2 separate regions of the Mus musculus genome follow, and region 1 is linked to region 2. Evidence: chromatin loops called from intact Hi-C (ENCODE). Cell type or tissue: gastrocnemius. All regions are shown on one strand.

Region 1 (2,500 bases), 250 kb after region 2:
TGTAGTTCTAGAAATCAAATCCGGGCTTTGATACTTGCTCAGTAAGCACTCTATCAACTGGGTTTTATCTTTAACCCAGAATTATACGATTAATGTGAAATAATAGAAAAAAATACCTATGTGTAATGTATTCTATGAATTCATATTAGAAAGGGAAAGGATGCACAAATTAAAATGTTAATTATCTTCCTTGTAGAACTGAGGCTGCAATTTGCAATTGCTTTTGTGGTGTTGGGAATGAATCTATAGCCCCTACATATTAGTCATGCTCCCTCTACTTAGCCATAACCCCACCCCAAGAAGTGCATGGTTTGATGTGATGGTTATGAGTTTGTAGATTTGTGTTCTAACAGACCAGTGTGTGCCCAAAGCTCTATGTAGATAAAGGGGCAGTGTCTCTCCAGACCCCTGGCCAGCTCCATGTGTCAGGGACACAATGGGTATGTTGCCAAAACTCTTTCTTTCTTTTTTTAGATTTATTTATTTTATATATGTGAAGACACCGTCACTGTCCTCAGACACACCAGAAGAGGGCATCAGATCCCATTACAGATGGTTGTGAGGCACCATGTGGTTGCTGGGAATTGAACTCAAGACCTCTGGAAGAGCAGTCAGTGCTCTTAACTGCTGAGCCATCTCTCCAGCTCCACCAAAATTCTCTTGTTGGCCTTCTGTTTCAGGCCACTTTTCTCTGCTTTAGTCTCCATTTTGGGGGTTGACCTGGGAGGTTTTCTTAGGTGAGAAAGGTGAGTAGAGTCACTGCTCTCCGAGGCTCCTGTAGCCATCTCTTCTAGAAGCAGTCATGCTTGGACTCCCTAACTGTCTAGACTTCTGATGGATCCCACACCAACAACCACATTGGAAGCACACAGCTGCCCAAAGCACAGCTGCTCCTCCCTTCCTTCTCCTTCTGAGGCTTCAGTGATCCTTGTTTAGTATGCAGAGTAGCTAGGATCACAGATGTACAGGTATTTCACCATGTCCAGCTCAGAAGTATACCATCTTTTTAAAGAATGAAAGAGTCCCATAAAATGTTCAAGGCTATGTGCAGGGAATGCTGACTTCACTGGCTCGCCCCCTCCTTCCCTGTTGCATGCTTGAATGGGCATGCAATTTAATACCCATGCTCCCCAACACTGGTAGGCAGCCTGCCAGGTGCCCCGAATTATCTGATAGCAGACTCTCCGGAGGAGCAATGCACTCAATGGTCCTGTCTGCAGCTGGAGTGGAGACACTAACAGGGTCTTGAGTTCTGTCTCATCTTGCTCAGCCCTGTGATAAATGCTGACTGCTTGCCTCTGCCTGTTCTGACCAGGCCAGTCCTATCCTGCCTGCTGCTATTCATCCAGTGTTCCTGCTGCCACACTGGCTTGGCATAGCTTAGGGGTTGTTGGCTCCACACCAAGTCCTGTTCCTCTGCCCCTTCCAAGCCCACACCATGGAGAATGTGATCTGTTTACTCAAATTCTTCCAGGAACCAGAATTCCTGGAATGATCCTACTAGCCCCATTGTGGAATCGTGTGTGAAAGTCTGTATGATTCCAACTGTGAATGACCATGCATATATTAGCGTCTTTGTGACTTGAATATCATAGGGCCTCAGTTTTTCCACTTATACCATGCCTGAAATCGGTACCATAAAAACCTACTATGACAAGTCAGTCTTGTGTATTACTGAAAATTTAGGATTTGAGCCAAGTGTGCTGGCATACATCTTTGGTAACAGAACTCAGGAGGCAGAGGCAGGCAGGTCTCTTGAGTTTGAGGCCAACCTGGTCTACAGATGAGTTCTAGGCAGCCAGGGTTATATAAAGAAACCCGGTGTCAGAGAGAGAGGGAGAGGGAGAGGGAGAGGGAGAGGATTTCTGGGGGTCTGACTATGTGAGTCAAGCCCTTGCTAGCCTCATTTTTGACTTAATGACATCTGGGCATGTTTAAATATTTACAGGGACAAGTATGAGCCCTGCAGCTAGCAAAAGTGTTCAGAACTGCAGTGATAATTCCAGGATAATTCCTGCTAATTGTCTGGTACCTGTTGCATTGTTTGGATCTAGATAAATATGGCTCCCTCCCAACTTTCCTAGAGCTGATACTGGCATGGTGGTTCTCATATGCATTCTCAGAATTTGGGAAGTTAAAACAGGAGAATCACACACAAGTCCAAAGCTGGCCTAGGCTATAAATAGGGACTTCAAGGACAGCCTGAACTACAGAGTGCTAGCATAACACCCTGTTTATAAAGAAGAGGAAGAGAAGGAAGAGGAGAAGAGGAAGGGAAGGAAGGGGGAGGAGGAAGAGGAGGAGAAGGAGGAGGAGGATTTTTAAAAAGGAGATAAAAGGGAGCTGGAGACATGGCTCAGCAGTTAAGAGCACTGACTGCTCTTCCAGAGGTCCTGAGTTCAAATCCCAGCAACCACATGGTGGCTCACAACCATCTGTAATGGGATCTGATGCTTTCTCTCTCTCTCTCTCTCTCTCTCTCTCTCTCTCTGTATGAAGA
Region 2 (2,500 bases):
ACTTGGGTACTCAAGGGGAGAGGCTGCTGTGGACCCTAGAACTATTCCCAGTAGCCTTAGGGAATGGTTTACCACCATCTACTGAGCTCCTACCCTGTGGGAATCTTGGAGCTGTGGTTGACATAATTAAGGTTGCCCCTAAGCAGGGACTATGTGCTCTATGGCTTCTCCCCTTGGCTAGGCAGGTCTCCCTGGAGTTTCCTAAGCCAATGCCACACCTACAGGGAGAGAGAAGCCTGGCCCTGGAGTTCTTCCCTAAACCCTGGTGAGCCAAGCCCTCCTCCACTTCTCAAGTAACATGCCCCTGTCTTTCTCTCCTACTCCATGACACTCTCCATCTGCCCCCCCCCCAAGAAAGACATGATTGGAAAAGAGTCTAAAGGAGTATTTTCCTTTGTGCAAAACAGATGTACAATATGCCACAGCTAAAACTCTTGGGGTTCCCGGGTGGCACCTATTCCAAAAAGGAACTTAGGGTTTGTCCCTCTTTGTAGGTACTCAATAAAGACACTTTTTCTGGCACTCTCCCACCTTACGGAGGTACACCCCACCACATCTGGACAAAGAAAGCTGGGGTGGAGGTTATTCTCCTGAGGGTCACTGAGTTATTCAAAGGAAACATTCATTTCTCCATTTAGGTTAAGAATCCGGGGCTGGTGAGATGGCTCAGTGGGTAAGAGCACCCGACTGCTCTTCCGAAGGTCAGGAGTTCAAATCCCAGCAACCACATGGTGGCTCACAACCATCGGTAATGAGATCTGACTCCCTCTTCTGGAGTGTCTGAGGACAGCTAAAGTGTACTTACATTAAATAAATAAATAAATCTTAAAAAAAAAAAAAAAGAATCGGGGGCAGAGTGAACCCTGGCTGTGTCAGTTCTGTGCTTGATGTAGTTCGAGGGTCTCCAGTCAGTCTCTCTAGGGGAGGAGCTGGCGATGTCTTGGCCGTCCCACCAGGGAAAAGGCTACCACCCCTCTCGACTCCAAGCCTCGTCCATCATGAGAAGCAAATGTTGGGACTGCATGCATGTGTCCCCACACCTGGCTTCAGGAGCCATTTTAAATGCTCCATCACTCCCACCGACATGATGAACGCTGCAAGTTAGAGGCCAGCCTATTTTAGACAGTGAATAAATGGCCAAGAAAAAAAAAAATAAGGCTTTCTGGAAAATAAGGCTTTCTGGTCACTTTTCTGAGCCAATTTTCCTTTAGCAAATCCTTGGGGGAGGGGAGGCACAAAACAAAACAAAAAACCTCGAGGGGATAGAGGATATAATTTACAACACAACTAGCTGAGCACCGAGGCTTGAAGGCGCTGGTGACAGCTCCTGGAGGCTCCGCCCGAAAAAATCCCGCAGCAAGCCACGCATCGGACTCGCACGGATTCACTTGGGCCCTGTACTCTCTGCGCAGACGCCGCACATTCGCTCCTCAACCTCCAGGTGGCGCTGGTGGAGGGGCGGAGCATACATTTGCCTGTCGCGGAGGAGGCGGGACATCAAAAAATTGGCTCCTAATTGGCTGGGCTCGGACTATGAAGGGACAAGCCCAGAGGACCTGTGGTAGGGGACGCGGTCATAAGGAGGAGCTGGCTTACTCCTAATGAAGAGAACGTTTGTGGTGTGCTTACTCCTCGGGGACAATCCTTTTTTTTTTTTTTTTTTTTTTTTAAATAATGGCAATTTGTTAAGACTATAAATAGCCAAGTTTCCCATTTGTCGTACGTTTATGAAAACCTCACGAACCAACAGACGAGAAAAATCCCTGGTGGGACCTATTTAAAAGAGATGCACTGTTTGTTTATTTTCGTGTAATATTTATTTGTACTCATTTATTTTGGAGACAGGCAATCCTTCTGCCTCAGTTTTCTCAGTGCTGAGATGACAGGTGGAAGCCATCATGCCTGGCTGTCGACGTTTTTATAAGACAACTGAGGTTTGGGGGTGAGTCCCAGGCGTTCCCCTTTCCGTCTTTCTCTCAGCCTCTGCCCAGTGTGTGAGCCAGGGAAGGTGTTTTCATGGGTGCTTTTCCACAGGTGATGGTTAGCGTCCACATTCTGACAATGCGATGGACACTGGCTGCAGTATGTTGATTGGTGCAGATCTGGCCCTGCCAGCCCTGTTCCACATGAGACAGAACTGGGGAGGAAGGGGATGTGACTGGTGTCTGGGAAGTGTGGGGTTCCACTGCTCTGGAGCACTGCGCCTAGGTTAGACCTGGGCCAGTGTAGATGGGCTGAGGTTAGATGAAGGTGATCCAGGGGTCTGGATTGGGAATGGATAGGTCAGAGGCACATACAGAGGAGAGAGCCTCGGGGTGCTCTGGGAAGCTGGGGAAAGGTATAAGTTCCGGGATATTTTCTTTTTTCTTTTTGTTGTTGTTGTTTTGTTTTTGTTTTTGTTTTTTTTCTAGACAGGGTTTCTCTGTATAGCCCTGGCTGTTCTGGAACTCAACTCTAGATATCAGACTGGCCTCGAACTCAGAAATCTGCTTGCCTCTGT

The links. Peaks named below come from ENCODE experiments on the same cell type or tissue, not always from the same donor. Only the 100,000 strongest peaks of a DNase experiment are listed, where the experiment ranks them.
Region 1: it touches region 2 in a loop (4-fold over the local background); 1 of 42 quality-filtered maps calls a loop at or near these places.

Annotation. Positions count from the first base shown.
Region 1 is chr12:3,536,576-3,539,075 of GRCm38, reverse strand. No RefSeq gene overlaps it. Among named protein-coding and RNA genes, the nearest start is that of Dtnb, 35 kb to the left of the region's middle. In gastrocnemius, no CTCF peak of the experiment used is centred here; a DNase peak (open chromatin) is centred at 1,379.
Region 2 is chr12:3,790,941-3,793,440 of GRCm38, reverse strand. No RefSeq gene overlaps it. Among named protein-coding and RNA genes, the nearest start is that of Dnmt3a, 15 kb to the left of the region's middle. In gastrocnemius, a CTCF peak has its summit at 1,426 (motif pointing right); DNase peaks (open chromatin) are centred at 1,004 and 1,464; H3K4me3 peaks cover 1,215 bases; H3K27ac peaks cover 1,253 bases.